Linked DNA regions of Homo sapiens: region 2 is linked to region 1. Evidence: chromatin loops called from intact Hi-C (ENCODE). Cell type or tissue: endothelial cell of umbilical vein. All regions are shown on one strand. Each heading gives the region's core, and the rest is flanking DNA. Links, peaks and the distances in the headings are about the cores only.

Evidence for each region. Peaks named below come from ENCODE experiments on the same cell type or tissue, not always from the same donor. Only the 100,000 strongest peaks of a DNase experiment are listed, where the experiment ranks them.
Region 2: a loop joins it to region 1, with 3 times the contacts of the local background. A loop is called at or near these places in 7 of 110 quality-filtered maps.

The regions. Positions count from the first base shown.
Region 1 is chr12:27,567,966-27,577,951 of GRCh38, reverse strand. All of the region lies in intron 1 of PPFIBP1 (PPFIB scaffold protein 1), which reads right to left. Among named protein-coding and RNA genes, the nearest start is that of PPFIBP1, 49 kb to the right of the region's middle. RefSeq lists an enhancer at 3,642-3,936. In endothelial cell of umbilical vein, for the core only: no CTCF peak of the experiment used is centred there; DNase peaks (open chromatin) are centred at 2,121, 3,761 and 6,291; H3K27ac peaks cover 4,179 bases.
Region 2 is chr12:27,625,940-27,635,925 of GRCh38, reverse strand. It overlaps PPFIBP1 (PPFIB scaffold protein 1), which reads right to left. Exons shown (of 30, transcript NM_003622.4): 3 at 2,466-2,564; 4 at 811-1,016. The coding sequence starts at 2,529. Among named protein-coding and RNA genes, the nearest start is that of REP15, 66 kb to the left of the region's middle. In endothelial cell of umbilical vein, for the core only: no CTCF peak of the experiment used is centred there; no DNase peak of the experiment used is centred there; H3K27ac peaks cover 1,092 bases.

The DNA.
Region 1 (9,986 bases), core at 1,849-6,848:
CCACCCTTCTCTCCCTTCCTTCCTCAGTTACTGGACAACCTCAAATATTCCCTGATGACTAATTTTTCTGCTGAAGCCACCATCATTAATTTTTATAGCACAAAGTAGTAGTAGCACATGGTAGGTACTCTATGAATGTTTGTTGAGTAAATGAATGAACCACGGTTTTGCAATATTTTGTCGTTAAGGTAAAAAAAAATGGGAAATGTCCACAATTTATTATTTTGTTGTCCAACAGGAACAAGTTGTATAAAATATGTAGAAATACATACACTATTTTTCAGACTTGCATTTTTGATTCTCTTATCTCTTGAATAACTCATACTTAGGGGAAAATCCCCACTAGTATATACAGGAACATATATCCTCACCATGATACAGTAATAAAATATATTTTGGTACTAAAAGAATATTTAAGAACAGTGAACGTTCCTTTTGAGATGCCCTCTCTTCAAATACTTCAGAACTAACTGCATCCAAAGGAGAAAGCAAGGTGTCTCCAAGTTAAATACCAGAGATATTCCCATACATGTTTTACAAATGCATAAAGAGTCAGGGCCAGTTCTAGACAAAATTATGACGTATGGATGTGGCTGTTTCCTTCCTTCTATCTGTCCTTGTGAGGATTCATTAACCCCAGATGTTTAATCAAGTAGGGAAGCAAAAGGATCAGCTCCAAGGTTGCAACAACTTAATGGATATCCTTCATGAGGACATTTTTTATTAAAAAAAAAAAAAGCTTCAGAAAAGGCAGGTGCTTAACAGTGAAATAAAATGCATTACTGGCTATGGCATTTCAGGAATGAATGGGGGTGTGGATTTTCATCGTGGAATTTCTCAACACCCCATCAAATCACATCAGGTAAGTATCTGTCCATTCCTCTTTCTCCTACCACTGGCTTCATATATGGCCCATATATACACACCAATCCCAGCAAATTTTAAGCAACTTATTATATGTAAACAGGCAAGCTCAATTTTAAGACTAGGGTGCGCTCTGAAAGTAAACAGTCATGTTAATGAGCAGTTTTCAAAGTGAGCTCCTAGGACTCCCACCCTAAGATGCTTCAGAGAGCAGAGGCAGAAGTGAGTGGATGTGCAGCCATGGGCACAGCGATTTCACTTTCATCTGTTTCAGACTTAGACACAAGATTTAGTTGGAGAAGTGGTGCCTTGAGCTGTTTATGAAAGAGCTGAAACAATCAATGTTACCAAAGAATAATTAGATTAAAATCTAGTGCAGAAAATCCCAGTCAGTCCACAACACAGCTGATCTAACACCAAAATCCAACCGCCACCTGTCATAGGGCCTTTATGGTAAAATACAAGTCCCAGCCTGAGCCCCAGGGCAGAGGTCAGTCCGGGTCTGAGCAGACAGGAGCTGGGCCTTCTCTTCTTCCCTACTTAGCCCCCTCATCTCCTGCTCTGGAACGTAATGAGCAGAAGGAAGGGCACCTACACTTCCATGAGGACTGAGTCAACAGTAAGAGGGCAAGATTAGGCTGCAGGGGGAGGCTGCAGATGTTCACAAGATGGATAAGCAAAGGTCTCCAGCAGAGAACAAGACATGGCGGGTTTCTGCAAGTCAGTCACTTCCCAGGCCCTGTCCCGATCCCCACCAGCCTCTTTGCTGGGAATTCCATGTGCAAGGTTTACACGCTTCACCTGGATCAGGGCTCTTGGCTAGGAATAAGAAAGGAGAAAATTAGTAGAATAGTTTAAAAAGAAGAAGAAGACAAAAACCTATGTTCTATAAAATCCAATTCAAAACAATATGTTAAATGAAAAAAAAAGCGGTGGGGGATGGGGCAGAGATGGGAGGAGGATTATGAGAAAATAAGTATTGCCTGAATGTGCTCCAGAGAAATTCACATTAACTAACAGGCACTGAGTATATTCAATCCCTCCCTCAGCACAGAGCTCTGATTATTTGGCCTAACCAGGACTGAATACACAAAAACATTTATAAACATGAACCATTATATTTTTTGAGTTTTCATCATAGGACTTGTTTAAGTAAGTCAAAGATGTTCTTTGTTCTACAGTTTTGATCAAATGAAGAGACTTTAGTCATTTCCTCAGAAACAGACTTAAGCTATAAATACTAACTAACCAACATAGCCACTCGCAAAAAATCTCAATGACAAGTTTAATTTGAAAACAAGAACACATTATCGAACTGAAAAGTAAGCCATAAAAAAATCCAAACCCATGCAAACAGCATTTCTAGAAGAAAAACCCTTAGTGAAATGACAAGCATAAATACAAATAGCTTGTTATTTGACTCACAAACCTATCCCATACATAGAGAAGCAAAAAAGAAACCAGTCTATATTTGGGTCCATTTAATCAAACAAACTCTTAACATCCTGCCCACAACCTCAGGTCTCAAATTCCAAGATAATTCTCCAACTGTTAAATAAGTGATTTCTATGGATCTCTTTGAGATAAAAAACACATTTGTTACTATTGCTTATTTTCTAAATCCCTTTGCTATCCTAAAGTATGACCATCATGAGACTAACATGTTAAACAATCATTAAAAATCAAAGTTTCTGTTTATCATAATACATAATGCCATATCTCAGCCTTCAAAATGAAATGGAATCTATAGTCTCCTTTCAGATATGACTTAAGTGTCTAAAGCAAGGGTCTGTAAGAAGGCCAAATGTGGGTCTGCCACCTGTTTTTGTAAATAAAATTTTATTGGAACACAGCCACACCCATACATTTACATTTTGTCTGTGGTTGATTTTTCCAAGACACAATAACAGAGTTGAGTAGTAGCAACAGAGACCATAAGATCCACAAGTATAAAATGTTTATATCTGGCCTTTTAAGAAAAGATTTGCTGACCTCTGGTCTAAAAAGCCTGCTACTTCAGTAGACTGTCTTAAAATAAGAAATGCTAATCCTGGTATAGTCATGTTGCTGGATAATTACCTAAGTCACTTAACCTTTAACTGCTTTAATTTTTTCATTTATGATACACTAATTGTGATATTCGTTGGGAACTTATATACCAGGGAATATTTTAAGAGCTTTGCTCTTAGTAAATAAACAACAAATCTGTTCATTTAATTCTGACAAATATCCTAGGAAAGAAGTAAATTATTTCCACCTTCTAAATGAGATAATCAAGGCAGAGGGGTTAAATAACTTGTCCAAGGTTAAGTAGTGGAGAAATCAGGACCAGAACCCAGGCAGTCCAGCTCCTGAGCTCATTTCTTAATCTTTATGCTACGTTGATAATACTTTCCATTTTATAAATTATACAAAATAAAATCTCAAAAGGTCTGTTAGTTATGTTAGGTCAATCCAGTAAAATATACCTCTGCATAATTTAGGTTAAGATACCAAAAATAAGACTATACATGGACTTCCATGGACTTTTAAGACCCATCTAAGATTAGAGCTAATCTTGGGGTACTGGGAATATAAAAGCTTATCATTCTTTATTTTTTAGCATAAGTAATCAAAGAATCAAGCTAACTGACCAATATCTATCTTTTCCTTGGTAAGTAAGGCCTCTCCAGGAAGTTCAGGCCCTTCAGAAAGGCTTCAGGAGGAAGACTTAGCAGAGAGACTCTAAATCTTCCAAGTTTGTTCCCATCTAGTCTTACCCCCCACCAAGTTTCCATCTGAGAAAACGTTGAGTAAGCATCAACAGACTTTACGGAAAGATTGTTCTCATAGCCTGGCAAAAAGAGCTCTATCCAGCCACAACCATCACATGGTCAGGAAGATGTCCCCTTGCTGAATCACCCCCACCACTTCCTGAAGTTCTCTGGGATTTTGGGAGGAAATATGTCACCTAAATGTGACTCAGTGCCCTTCTGTACTGAAAGATAGGTTTATATGATTCCAAATAAATCGAGAGAAAACATAGCACTAAATTACTCATCACCAAGTCATGTGCAGAGATGGTCTTAATCTTTTTGTTGTTTTGGGCTTTTTTTTTTTTTTTTAAGAGACAGGGTCTCACTTTGTCATCCAAGCTGGAGTGCAGTGGTACAATCACAACTCACTACAGCCTCGAAAGCCTGGGCTCCAGCAATCCTCTTGCTTCAGTCTCCTGAGTAGCTAGGAATACAGGTGTGCAAGCTTGACTAGTTTATTATTTTATTTTTTTGTACTGATGAGGTCTCACTTTGTAACCCAGGCTGGTTTCTAACTCCTGGTTTCAAGTAGTACTTCCATCTCAGCCTCCCAAAATGCTGGGATTACAGGCATGGGCCACTGCACCCGCCGGCTTTTAACCTTCTTTTTAATCACGCTAGTCTCCAACTGGTTTTCAATGTCTGCAGAGTAAAGTCTAGATCCTTGAGTTTGACTTTAAAGACCTTCCACATCTTGTCTTTCTAACTTTTCCAACCTCATCTCCTTCCATGTTTGGTCTTCATGCCTCCAGGATGGCCGGCTTTTTCTTCAGTATATCATATCTACTCCTGTTTCTGAGGCCATACTCATTCTGTACCCTTTGTTAAAGACCCTATTTTCTCCTCTACTACCAACATCAAAACCTATACTAGCAACACACTCAAAACCATATTTGTGGCTCAAATATGGTTTTGGCTTCTTAGATCTTGCCCAAATCATGAAGCCTTTTCATATTATGTCCCTATGTAGTCTTCCTTTTCTCTCATTGCCAACACCCGTTACTATTTCCACCACCCATTCATTCGGGTATTTAATCATGTATTAATGTTCACTGTTTAAATATTCCAAAAGTCTGTTTTGCTTTCTCAATAAGACATTGTTTCTCAAATAACAGATTCTTTCAAATAGATGCTTGGCATTTTCAAATTGTAGATGAAGAGTCCTTGACAAGTAGAGCTAACTTAGCTGAGAAGCAAATTCAAATCACAAGCTTGGGCTGTGTTAGTTACATGGAGCCCAGCCAACCAATAAACATCTGCATTCCAAGAAAGCTTTGTTTTCTGACTATCTAGTAACTCTTATGAGCAAACTTCAAACTTATTTCTTTGTGGGATTGTTAGAAAAAAGCCAGCGGTCAGTCCTAGCAATGAAAGTGAAGATCAAGTGGTACAAGAAAGTGATAGCCCTTAGCCAATAAAATAAATAGACATTAAAGAGATGAAGAAATTACATGTTATGGTATATCTGCAAATCTAAGGATGGATGAGGGCTTGGGATTCATGCCTTATGCTTTAAAGGGTTTAGTGTGCAGTTTTTTCTGTGTTCCCACAGTACTAAGCACTGTGTTGTAAATACTAGCTCAATGAATAATCTGATAATCCCATGTCCCAAAGTCCTCAGTGAACCCATTTTCCATGCCAAAATAAAAGTCACTGTAGTCAATTTCCCTCGAGGTTGCAAAATTTTAGTATTTGCAATATCTATTGACATATTACATCAAACAGGCCCACATGTTTTTAAATTAACATGTTGCTTTGCAATCATATTTGAAGTGTTTAGTAATGGCTTGCTTTCTTTGCCAATACTGCCAAATTATTTTTATTTTCCACAGTAAAATCCTAATTCAAAGATTCTGAGCAATTGTGGAATTCAAAAGTTGTCATTCTTTGAAAATTTTGACTGAATTGACTGAAATGATTAAAGTCTGCCATAAAGTTTTATATAAAAGTAAACATATGTAGAGTAATATGCTGTGTGAGACTGTACTGGCAGCCTAGTGAAGGAAAGAACATGGTTCAGCTTCCTGGTATACCAATTATATACCAATTTTTCTTTGTGGCAAATACTTTAAAACTTTATTTTATATGAGAATAATATGGACTGAAGTGCAAAATTTACATAACAATGTATTAAAACTATATAAAAATATGAATTATAGCATAAAAATTACATAACAATATATTTAAACAGTGGGTTTCAATTCAGTTGGGGGCAAGAACTTTAGAGTAGATGTTCTCATTATTTGTACATTTCTTGAAGCATCAGGGTAGAAATCAGAGATTGCGGATTACAGTCAGTCATCATGTCCTCAGAGGAAAAAAGCATTCTATAAATGTCCTGAAATATGTTCTATCTTTTTGAAAATGTGAGAGAAATGACTGCGCCACTCTCAAAATTCAGGCACCCATACCTAAGAAATCCTGTAAAATCAAGTATTTCCACTAAATCACTAACCAATGTGTTACTGCAAATATCACTCAAAAAATATGAAGTCAAACCACTGAGATCCCACAAGCATTGTGAAAGGCCATTCTGAACTAATGTGAAATTTGTATAGTGATTGAATAAAAACAATGACTTCAGCCCACTGGTATATAACACTTTATCATGTCGGTAGAACTGCAGGAACTAACACACCCCAGTGAGGTCATCATAGGTCTGAAAAGTGGGTTGGCTCATTATGAATTCTATCATTACTGACCCAGCAAGAACAGTAGAGACTCTTTCCCATAAAATGCCCCACATGGAATAGGCACATTTTCATTGTCAGATTACAACCATGTTCTCTGCATCATGTGTGTTTGAGGGAAAAAAAAATGGATTGGTGGGTTCATCTCCTCCCCCATTTTCCCTCTCATTTTACCACGGACCAGATTGATACATGCTTTTTCGGTGGGTAAATTGGCAATTGACAATGCTCATCAAAAGCCCTAAAAATATAATAGCCTTTGGCCCTTCATTCTACATTTATTAGACTTACAAGAAAAACCTGGAAAAATGAGCAACGATGAATATATACTCCTTTCACAAGAATGTTATAATATTTATAATTAAAAAATGGAAACAATCCAATGTTTGTACACTGAGGTACATCCATCAGAATATTAAGCAGAACCAGGTTACAGGAGTGGTTACCAATAATTCATGACACAGAAGGACCCTCATAATATACTAAAGGATCTGCTTTTTCATAAATATACACACACATAAAAGTCAGGAAGAATATGGTTTTCAACACTTTCTTCTTCCCCTTCATCACAGATCCCAGAGCAGTCTACTACCAGTAACATCTTTAATTAGAGAGAGATGTGGGAGGGGAGATGAAAGGAGAGGTATATGCACATTTTATTTTTTTATTTTTTTATTTTTATTTTTTTCTTTGAGACAGAGTCTCACTGTCGCCCAGGCTAGAGTGCAGTGGTGCCATCTCGGCTAACTGCAAGCTCTGCCTCCCGGGTTCACGCCATTCTCCTGCCTCAGCCTCCCGAGTAGCTGGGACTACAGGCGCCCGCCACCACAACCGGCTAATTTTTTTTTGTATTTTTCGTAGAGACAGGGTTTCACTGTGTTAGCCAGGATGGTCTCGATCTCCGGACCTCATGATCTGCCCACCTTGGCCTTATGTACATTTTTTCAAAACCCTTCCCACCCCCAGTCAGTGGGTCTTGTGTCTCCCTCTGAGGTATGCTATCATATGACAACATGTTGACAGTGGTTGTTACTGTGTGGCAGGATTTCAGATTAATTAAATGTGATTTAATTTTTCATTTTGTTTATCTGTACTTTATAATTTTATTATAAACATTAGGTATTGTTTTTGTCAAAGGAAGCAAGCAAGATGACTTAGAGGGTAGAATTTGAAATCAATCAGCCTGACTTTTAATACCCCATGTCCACAACTTTTAGCTATATGATCTGTCAAGTTACTTAGCCTAGCTAAGCCTCAAGTTTTCTCATCCAACAAATAGGCAGAATAGTATCCAGCTATTTTATTATTAGGGAAGCTAACAGAACTGCATATTCGATAAAGGAATGATTACTATATAGTATGTAAAATACAACTTTATTTAAGTGTATATATTTTAAGAAAAAAATTGAAATCCTAGTCTTATTGGGAAAGAAAATAAATATATGGTGAAAATTTCATCTGCAATGGTAACCAAAAATGCATATTAAACAGCCATGAGTTACCATTTTACATATACCAAAACACACAAAAAATCCTAACTCTCACCGGTGGCGATGTTGTAGAACTCTAAATAACAATAACTAATTGGAAATATCTGAATATCCATTATTAGAGGGATGGTAAATGGTTTAATTAATTTGGGGAAGTCAAAGCAATAAAATTAAGAAATTATCAAGGCTATAATGCTAAAGACCATGGAGAACAGGATCTAAAATATCTAAACTTGGAAACTGTATAAAATGTAGGCTGGACGCGGTGGCTCACACCGGTAATCCCAGCACTTTGGGAGGCCGAGGCAGGTGGATCATGAGGTCAGGAGTTTGAGACCAGCCTGTCCAATATGGTGAAACCCTGTCTCCACTAAAAAATACAAAAAAGTAGCTGGGCATGGTAGCCAGTGCCTGTAATCCCAGTTACTCGGGAGGCTGAGGCAGGAGAATTGCTTGAACCCCCTGGGAGGCAGAGGTTGCAGTTAGCCGAGATTGTACCATTGCACTCCAGCCTGGGCAACAGGGCAAGACTCCGTCTCAAAAACAAACAAACAAAAAAATGTAGATATATGCACAGGAATGATTGAGGTGAGTAGGAACATGTGAGAATGAGGAAGGGAGACTTTTTGACAGAGAGCCAGTGGGCAGGAAAGCAGAGGGGTGAATTAAAGAGTGCCTCAGCAGTCAGACCAGAAGGCATAGTCAGCCATCCAACTATTTATGTATAGCCATACAACTATTTGTGTTGTATGAAAGATAATACGAGACTTCTACTTTGTAGGTGTGTTTACAGTATTTAATATATCAGTGCAATAATGTGTGTATTATTTATAATAAATATACATACTGAAGGAGATGCTCACAAGTTTGATGACAGCAGTACCCTGATGAAAAAGGTTCAGAGCCCACTGCAGAAGGCTTTAAAGCGGGAGAAAAATCAACATCAAATTAGAATTTCAAAAAGATCATTCTGGAGACCACACCAGAGGATGAATTTGGAGGCAGGGGATGCAATTATGGTTTCAGGGCCATGAACTAGCAGTGAGAATGCAGGGAAGAGTAAAACTGAGAAAAGCATTTAGGGGATTCAGTTGGGGCATGAAGAAGCAGACATCACTGATGACTCTATGACTCTGGTTTCTGACCTTTTTCTCTGTGGTAACAGAGAATTCAGAAGACATAAAATAAAGTGGCAGGGGGTGCATAATTAAATTTTTATCACATTTGAGTTCAAAAAGCCTATGGAACCTCTTGGTGAATACATATACAATGTAGTTGGAAAAACAGGTCCAGAAAGTTTAGTAAAAATCCCTGGGTTCATTCATGGTTGAACTTCATCTGTTTAAAAGTGGTCAGCAACAAGATGGGTTATTGATAAATTCACTGGGAAAGAACACAGGTCATGGAAGCAAAGCCATTAAATAATTTTAGGAAGGAAGTTTCTAGAAGACGGGAGAAGTCTGGGAGAGGCTGGAAGGAGAAGGCTGGCTAGGGAAGCCGGCTCTGTTAAGTGACCCACTACACCCACAAGCACTCCGTGATTGAGAACATCCTGGCATCATATCTGCTTCCAAAGCAAAACAAGGCCCCTCCACTTCCATCCCTCATCCTTACACAGTTGGAAGCTGAATGAGATGGGCTTGGTGAAGAAAGATGTAACACTGGCATTCTTAACTTCTACAGAAAGCAGTAATTAAACACACTATCCTAAGCTTAATATATCACTTAAGAACACTCTCCCCTGCAAACTTTGATTTTTAAATAGTCAACCAATACAAAAAAGAATACAGCAGTACTTTTTGAGATTAAAAGCAAAATCTCCCTAATGAACCAGAAAACATGAAAAAATAACTTCTAAGATTACTGTGGCTACATTTGCCTAACTGCCTGACCAGCATTAATGACAACTTCTCTTTCTTATGAGATCCCATGACCCTTCTTCTTCACAACACCATCAAGGGCTGTAACTTTTTGAGGCCACTATGGGTCCATGCCATGTAGTCTCTTAAGAGGAAAGATGAGTTAGATTAAAGGCAAATTTTATTCTTTTCCCGTTGCCCTTAAAAATTAAAAAGTCTGGTGGCTGGGCACCGTGGTGAGAGCCTGCAATCCCATCTACTTGGGAGGCTGAGGCAGGAGGATTGCTT
Region 2 (9,986 bases), core at 1,920-6,919, 58 kb before region 1:
CCTCTGTCCTCCACTGAATCTGTTTTTGTGACATTCTTTAGATTTTATGTATTCATCACAGATTAAAACCACAGTATTTCCAACCGTGCCCAGACAAAGGGTAGCTCTGCCACATCTTCAATTTTTGAGAAGGATGCCTAGAAAGCGGCCTCATTGTTCAGTGAGTAACACCATTAACCCATTTATGCTGGAGGTTGTGATTTTTTTTTTTTAAATGAGACCTTGGCGATGACTTTGAGCAGGATATAAATAACTCCCACAAGCTTAGCGTTCCAATAATGGAACACTGCGCATAAATGGGTTAAAGGCCCAACTCCACAATTTAATTCGGGAACTGGAACTGAAATGATTGCCATAAACCACTAGATGGCACTTCCGGTCAAATACTGCTGTAAATCCTGTTGCTTTTTGAAAGTCTTTCATCATGCTTTCCATTTAGAATTGCTATTGGATCCTTTATGGTGAATAACCCAATATGACTGAGAAATCATCTATCATGTGCAAGATTCTTTCCCTTACAGGACTATTTGATTTAAGCCACAGTAGGTCATTCAGGCACAATCTAAAAGCCAGTCTGTTTTTATGGGCAGAATCAGGTGACCTGTTGTTGGTATTTACAAAATGTACACTAATAGCACTTTTTAAAAAGTTATCCTTAGAGTCAAAAGAAAATTAAGATATCTTAAGTAATAAAATCGGAGCACATGTGTTGCCCTAAACTTTTCTTGTTCTAATCAGCTATTCTATGTTCTAAATTTTGGAATAAGCAACAAAGGATTTATAACAGAATTTGGAACAGGCAGACCCTACCATTTGACTCTGAAGCCATTCAACAAGCGTTTCTGCTGTTGAATCTGGGATCTGGCATCTCAAGCCTTCTTTCTCATCTGTTTCCATCATCTCTAACAATCCACGCAGGTCTTCCACAAGGTGCAGAGCTCGCAAACTTCCCATGAATGGAGAGGTGGGAGATTGGCAATCAAAAATCCCATTGGAATATTCCAGAGCCTTAGAACCTAAGTTAAACAAAATCACAGAGAGAGCAATGGGATTTATGTTAGATAAAAATACCAAAGCCGAAGGCGGTAAACCAGTCTAGTCACAGTAAGGAACAATCAAAAGAAACAGAAAAAAGAGAATTCAATCACATAAATCTCTCCAAGTCAGAGTTACATGGTGCAAAAATTAAAACCATGTAGTTAGTGGTAAATATCCATGGTCCAGTTCGTAACTAGGAGGCCAATCATGGGGTATAGAAAGAAAAAGAGCCTGGTGGGCTTTGGTGTGAGGTGTGCTGGCCTCATGAAGATGATGGATAAGAAAGTGGCAGATCAGAAAATACAAATATTAGACCTGGTCCATTCCGGACCAATATTGGACCAAATGATTTCTGGCTTAGAAAAACTGTGGATGAAGGGTTATGAAATGAACCCAGATGAAGACTATCAGAGTAAATTCTGAGGAAAGATAATGAGCTCAATGCATTAAATGATTATACTGGTGTGCCCATAGGACATTTCTGGACAGATATCTGGTTGGAAATTAGAGATAGGAACTGGAAGCTTAGCAAAGAATTGGGAAGGTAAACACATGCGAACGAGCTAAGTGCAGTGGCGTGTGCCTGTAATCGCAGGTACTTGAGGTGTGAAGATTGCTTGAGCACAGCATTTCAAGGCTGCACTATGCATGTTATTCACAGGTAATCATGCCTGTAAATAGCCACTACACTTCAGCTTGAGAAACATAGCAAGACTTCCTCTCTTAAAAAAAAAAAAAAAAAAAAAAAGATATGGCCGGGTACGGTGGCTCACGCCTGTAATCCCAGCACTTTGGGAGGCCGACATGAGTGGATCACGAGGTCAGGAGTTTAAGACCAGCCTGGCCAAGATGGTGAAACCCTGTCTCTACTAAAAATACAAAAATTAGCCAGGCGTGGTGGTGGGTGCCTGTAATCCCAGCTACTTGGGAGGCTGAGGCAGAGAACTGCTTGAACCCAGGAGGCGGAGGTTGCAGTGAGCTGAGATTGTACCACTGCACTCCAGCCTGGGCAACAGAGAGAGACTCCATCTCAAAAAAAAAAAAAAAAAAAAGATACGGGAGTCATTGGTGGAAAGTGAATTTTGAATTCAAGAAAACAGATCAGAACATTCATGTTCACTGGGTAGAGAAGTGTCCCTCAAAGTATGGTCCACAGACCACCTACACCAGAATCACCTGAGATGCAGATTCTTTATCCTTGATTAGAAACCTAGGATGGAACTGAAATTTTTGATACTTTAAAATAATGTTTGAGAATAATGCTGGCAGAAAATGGAGAAGAGGAACAAAGATGAAATTACAGGGAAGCAAAAGGCATAGGTCTAAAAAATGAAAATAAAGTGAAAAGATAATATGAAAGTTGTAGTGAAAAAGCCAAGTGAGGAGAGTAAATGTTGTGATTCTGTCTTTCACAGGATGCAGATCACCTGCTATGATACCATCCATCTGCTCCAACGCTGCAGCCAACATGTCACTTGCATCACTCATCATTTTATTATTTGTCAGGGGCAAATTCCAACCCAGATCTGAAAAAAAATAAGGTTATCATTACATCCATTAAATGACATAGGCTTGCTAGTGGGTTTCTAATTCACCTTCAAATGATAACTCTGCTGTGTAGTCAAATATGGAAGAAGAACTTCAGTAGTGGAGTAGCAAGCTGTGGCCAATCACCTACTGTAGCACAAGACCACATGCGATACCTGTATCAGTTAATAAAGAAGATTCCATTCTTGCACTTGAGGTGTTTAAAATCCACTAGCATGGTTTCCATGCTGTTCTCTAGAACTCTAGGCCTCTGTAAAGGGCAACAGGGATGGCCATGGAAGCTTGCTGAGGGCCATGACAAGCACTGGCCAGACAAGACTCCTTTCTCCCTTTACCAGCCCCACCCAATCTCTGCTCTCTTAATTTCATTTATTTTTGTTTGTTTTTGTTTTTTCTTTCTGTACAAGGGCTTAAGATTTGTCTAAGAAAAGGATTCACTAACACATATACTAAATGTATGTGCACACACACACAAACACACACATACACCCCTACTGATACTAAACATTTTGTAGTGGAGCCATAGCTATCACATATTGAGTGCCTATAGTGTTTCCTACACATTTACATAAATTATCCATAATCCTTAGTCAACAGCTCTATAAAATGTGTAAATTCATCTCCATTTTATAAATGAGGATAAAAGATGTTTGATTTTTGCATGGAAACACAGCAAAGTAAATATAGCGAAGTTCAGTTTCTAACCTAGGTCTGTCTAACTTCCACTATAATACATAATTTCTGTTTACCTGATCCTATCTGAAGATGGGTTTATCCTGAAATTACATCACAATCTACTCATTGGTTTATCTGTTAAAAGATATATTGAGATAATGCTTGCAAAAACTTTGGTCATTGGCAGGAAAAAGTCAAGATAATGTGATTTTCAGCATTCATTAATGCATTTCAGGTACCAGACTAAGCACCCAGTAGATTCTCCCAATAGACCCGAATAAAGCTCTTACTATGTTATAGATACTGTGATAGAGCAAATACCTGGGAAATAAAGGGCATGCTGTTTCCCAGAAACCTTTGCCCTCTGTTTCCAAGCAGCCAAATCTCACCACTTTATTTTCACAAATATATTTATAGTTCCGGTATCAACTCCTTGGATGAGTTCCCAATTATGCATTCATTCTAACATAATGCCATATAATTGTTGTAAAATATTATTTTGATTTAAAGTCATTTCACCTAAGGATTTTCCAGAACTTTACTCACTTCCAAAGGTGAAAAATATCACTACCATTTATCTGGAAATACTACAGCATGAAAATACTCAAGGTATGTGTCTATGGTTACCCAGGAAACAAGGAATCAACAAGTTAGGTTATGAACCTAGGTCATTCCAAAAAATTTATTCACACACTCAGCCAGTGCACCATCCAAAGAAGCAGGACACATATTTAATAACCACTTATATATGTGTCTATATAAAACAAAGAGACACATACCAGGCTCAGCTATAAACATGGGAATACCAATAACACAAAGTAATGCCCATGTTAGAAAAACATATCATCTCACTAAATTAGAAAAAAATATTCGTCTTTGTTAGCAACTATATTTTGTGTAGAGCATAAACAGTTCAAGTCCGATAGGTACAATAGTTACCGAGTTCTTCTCTGTTCTATTTAATGAGCCTTTCAAATGCTATTATATGAAGGTATGAGACAATCTAGACCATGCTTTTCAAAGTAGTGAAGAACTAGTTCTTTAAAAATTTCCAATTCATTGGAGACGAATCCCTTCATTTAATAAAAATATGATGACAATGTTAAATTGCTATGAAAGTTCAAAACGTTAACTTTTAATCTCTATATCATGTAGCAGCCTACATGTACTAGTCAGGGAAAGACAGTACATACAAGTAATAAACACATATGTAACATGGCGAAGGTGGTAGGTGCTAAGGGGAAAAATGGAGTAGGATAAGGGGGTCCAATTTGGAAGGCTTTGCAAATTAAACAGGTAGCCAGGGACTGGCATTAGAATCAAAGGCCAAAGACTTCTCTAATAAGTTAAAAGTAGTCAAATCAAAATCGTCCAGTTCAGTGGTATTCCAAGTGTAGAATTCCTAGAAATCAATGAAAAAATAGGAGGCATGAGGATATGAACAATCATTTGGCAGAAATGTTTTCAACCAATAAAAATATGAAAAGCTGCTTAGTATCAGTAATAAATGAGGAGTATAAAGGAATGTGATAATGTTTTATAACCAATTAGTGAAAAAAATTGACATAGCCAAGTGTTGTGGAGAATATGAATTCATAGAACCTTTACTTTTTGTTTGTTTTTTGAGACAAGGTCTCACTATGTTGCCAGTTGACTGGTCTTGAATTCCTGGGCTCCTACAACCCTGCAGACTCAGCCACGATTTTATTAAATCCAAAGGCAGTAATGAAGGAACAATGGACACATAGGAGAAAGAAAAATCAATAGCCAAAGTGGTAGACTTAAACTGAAGCATATAAATAATCGTATTAAGTGTTGTGTAAGTTGGAGTAAGCCATGGGTATGCAAAGGCATACAAAGTGGTATATAACAGCAGAGACTCAGAAGCAGGAAGAGTGAGAGGGAGGTGAGGATGAAAATAGGTACAATGTACACTATTCAGGTGACAGAAGCACTAAAATCCCAGACTTCCGCTATACAATTCATCATGTAACTGAAAACCACTTGTACCCCTAAAGCTACTGAAATATAACAATTTTTTAAAATAACATTTTTAAAATTACATTAAGTACAAATGCAGTAAACGCTGATAAGAGCCAGAGATCATCAGATTAGTTTTTTAAGTCCTAATTATGTGCTGTTAATAGAGACTTTAAATATAAAGAAATATAATAGTAAAAGGATGAAAAATGAGATAACATACATATGTAAGCACAGGAAAGCAGGAGCGGGTTTATTTAAAAACTACACATCAGGAAGTATGACTAGAAAGAAAGATATTTTACAATGATAAGTGTTAATTCATCAGGAAGTCATAACAAGCACAAATGTTTTTGCAACTAATAACAAAGCTTCCAAATACATGAAGCAAAAACTGATGGTGTTAAGGGAGAATTAGACAAATTTAATCCACTTATATTTAACATAATATAGATATGGTTGACCTGGTTGGATTTAAATCTACTGATAAGGTTGGATTTAAGTCTATTGTCCTGCTATTTCTTTTCTGTTTGTCCCATCTATCATTTGTTCTTTTACAACCTTCTTTAGAATTGACAGGTAAGGTAGGAAAAAAAACTCAGTAACACACAAGATTTGAAAATATTATCAACCATCTTGATCAAATTCAATTTATAGAACAAAACACACAAATGCAGAATATACATTCAAGTCTACAAGTTATATTCACCAGGATAAGGCATATATGCAAGGCCACAGAATCAGTTTCGATAAATTTCAAATGGGTTTTAAAGAACTACACAGAAGAGTAAGAAACACACAACCTGAAGTGGTGAAGTACTAAGAATAGACCATCCATATTTATTAAAATTCTGCCTTGCCCATGGTTTGAGCTATTTTAGAGGCAGCCTAATTTATCAGGCATCTGTGTTGACAAAGCTATGTTAATTTTCAGGGCTAGGTCAACGTATTTTTAAAAATGAAAAGGCTAAATAAAAAAGCTTTAGAAAATCCCCTGGTCTCTAAAAAGACTTTCTTAAGTCCTCATAAATATTTCTGAGAGGAAGATTCCCTGGGCTTCCTCACATAATTAATATAATGAAATATTATTCTAATACAATGGAATATTATTCTACAGTAGAGAGATGGAACAAATAATACATGCAACATTATGTTGGGCAAAAGAAGCCAGACAGAAAGGACCATGTACTGTATGATACTTTTATATGAAATTCAAGAACAGGTAACCTACGATAGAAGGTAGAGCAATAATTACTTACAGAAAATGGTGAGTGACTGAAAGGAGACACCAGTGGAATTTCTGGTCAGTATCTTGATTGAGATATAGGTTACACAAGTTTATACATTTGCCAAAACTCATCAAACTATGCAATGGTCTTTAAAGCTTGTCAGGCATAAAGAATCCCAATGTCAATCCCATTTAAGTTCTTTATTTTAACTGGGAAGGAACCACTCATTGTTGGCTAAATGTTGAAAGCATAAAATTCATTTAGAACTAATTTAATTGGGAATGCCTTTGAAACAGATGAATTAATAATACCGTTTAGCTTCTAACTGAGGCAGATGTAATTGGTGCCCTCTGTAATTCCATGCATGCCAGCCCAACTTTTAACTGTCCAAGATTTCAGGGAGCCCTCTGCCATTGGATGTGGTGGTCTGAAAATGCTAGAGAATTAATGTCCCTTTAATATTTAAAGTTATCAGCTTTAAATACTCCAGCACACTTTCCCCCTAGAAAGAGCAAATTCTGATTCATGTAATCTACATTGGTTCCCAGAATTATCCAGACAATTAAGATCTACTCAGAGTGGTAACTTGTTTGATAATGCATGATTTATCAGTTCTCTTCTTTATTTCTCTAAGTCTTTCCTAGGATCACTTTCCAAATAAAACTTTGGTATTTGAAAAATTAGGAAAGAGAAGTTGGTTGTTAGAAATTAGAAATAAAAATTCCACTTTAAAAAAGAACTAAATAATGAATGAAGTTGGACATGCATGGACCTCTGCATCTAAGACTATGATGATAATATGTCATGAATCAAGGATCATGAATAATCCAATTATATGAACCTATGGTCCAAAATAAAAGGCTCAGAATATCCAGCTCCATTTCTTCCCATTCTTTGCTTACCCAGAAATCTGCTAGTTATAGTTGAGTTCTTTGGGTGGACAAAACCCCTTAGAAAATTACAACTTCACCATCCAAGGCCAAGCACAGTGACTCACACCTGTAATCCCACTACTTTGGGAGGCCAAGGCAGGAGGGTCGCTAGAGCCCAGGAGTTTGAGACAAGCCTGGGCCACATAGTGAGACCCTGTCTCTACAAAAAATTGTACAAAATATGCTGGGTGTGGTGGCATGTGCCTGTAGTTCCAGCTGCTCAGGAGGCTGAGGTGGATCACTTGAGCCCAGGAGCCCAAGGCTGCAGTGAGCTGTGATTGTGCCACTGCACTCTAGCCTGGGTGATAAAGAACCTGTCTCAAAAGTAAAGAAAAAAAATCCTAAAGAACAAAAAAATTCACCATCCAATAATTCTCACAAAATAGCAAATTTATTTCTGGATTCTAAGTGGCTAATATATGCTTCTTTGAATGACTTGCTAAAGAAAAAGGTACCAGGAAATACATTAATCACTACCACAACAAAGGAGTGAAGCTGGGGTTCAAAGTCATAGTTCAAACTGGAGAAGCCTCTTATTTGTTGGGTGATGTAAACAGAGAAATGAGCTCCGTTTGCAGGAGTTCTTGGGCTACTGGTTTCCTATTCCAATGGCTTAATAAAAATAAATGTAGGAAAGTTTTAGATAAGCAAGCTCTTGGGGATAAGATTCAAATATTATAGTAAGAGACTAAACCGGGGCGGGGGGTGGGTAACCAACAGAAATATGTTCAGGGTATATTTCAAGTTTGGTCAGGACCCATTTAGAGCAGATTTGAATGGGGTAAAATATCAAGGAAAGTTCCGGGCATGGATGTGGTGGCTAAAGCATTGGCAGGACACCATAATTTTTTGCACGGTTGCTGACTAACTGATGTTTTAGGTCAGGCTCACTGCCCAGTCTTCCTGTGAAGAAAAGAAAGGCCATAAGAAAATTAGCAAGTTTCTTTTAAATTTTTGTGAGAATAACATTTGTCCTAGCTTTCTCAGCTTTCTTTAGGTAAAATGCTTGGGCTTGAAAGAGAACCCTGAACTTCTTACCCAAGATAGATACAATTCACTGAGACTAAGACACTTGAAAGAAGGAATCTTCAGAGAAAGGGAGAATGTTCACATACATTCGACTATGCTGGTAGAACGCCACAGTATTCTGTGGTCATTATGAAAATAGAATATGTTTTCACACAAATTACTCATACCTTTCTCAACAGTTTAGTTTTTTTATTTTTTTTCTGCCAAGAAGCTGTCTCAGAAGGTTAATCAATTACGCAATGATTGCCAATGTGTGCAGCAATACAATCTCAGCAAAGAGAAACTATCTTAAAAACAGAGACATCATATTTGCTAGCACAACAGGGTGACAACTGTCAACAATAATTTACTGTACATTTATAAATAACTAAAAGAATTGGAATGTCTGTAACACAAAGAAATGACAGATGCTTGAGGTGATAGATACCCCATTTACCCTGATGTGATTATTATGTGATGTATGCCTGTATCAAAATATCTCATGTACCCCATAAAGGCACATACCTACTATGTACTCATAAAAATTAATTTAAAACAAAACCCAAACCAGATCTAAAGGGAGAAACAGGTACTAGTTCAGTGGTTTGGAACAGCAGCATCACCTGTGAGCTAGTAAGAAATGCAAATCCTGCCAGACATGGTGGCTCACGCCTGTAATCCCAGCACTTTGGGAAGCTGAGGTGGGCAGACCACTTGAGGTCAGGAGTCGGAGACCAGCCTGGCCAACATGGTGAAATCCCACCTCTACTAAAAATAAAAAATTAGCTGGGTGTGGTGGTGTGAGCCTGTAGTCCCAGCTACTGGAGATGCTGAGGCAGGAGAATTGCTTGAACCCAGGAGGCAGAGGTTGCAGTGAGCCAAGATCGCACCACTGCACTCCAGCCTGGGCGATAGAGTGAGACTCCATCTCAAAAAAAAAAAGAAATGCAAATCCCTAGACCCCACCCTAGGTCTACTGAATCAGAAACACCAGAGGCAGGCCCAGCAATCGGTGTTTTTCCAAGCCCTCCCACTGGCTCTGAGGCGCACTCAATCACTAGACTCACACACACTGAGGCCTGTCTTTCCTCCTTGGGACAACAAGCCCTGCCCAGATGAGGTGGGAATTGGCTGACAAGGTAAATAAGGGCAGAATTCCTCTCCCCACGCCTCAGCTTCTTACTTTACATCCAAAAATAACAGCTCCGAAGAAGCCATTCAGGTTTTAATTCAAAAAACCTCTCCCTTTAAACCTCAACCACTATAGGTACTTATGCGTGCAACATTTTAGAGATTCTTAAATACAACCCTCCTTGTTTTCTGTTTCTCTGCTCTGTATCTGTCATCACATGTTTTTTTCCTCCCCAATCTATTAGCCCTTCTCACCACCAATCTGCTCTAACATCCCTAGAAAATTAATTCAGAATCACTTGGAAAGGGCAAAACAAGGGCAGGGGAGGTGGCGAAACCAGAAAAGGTAGGGGATGTTGGCAGCAGGGGCGATATCTAATGTTACAATACTTTTTTTAAAAAATGGGGTCTGGCTATATTGCCCAGGCTAGCCTCAAACTCCTGG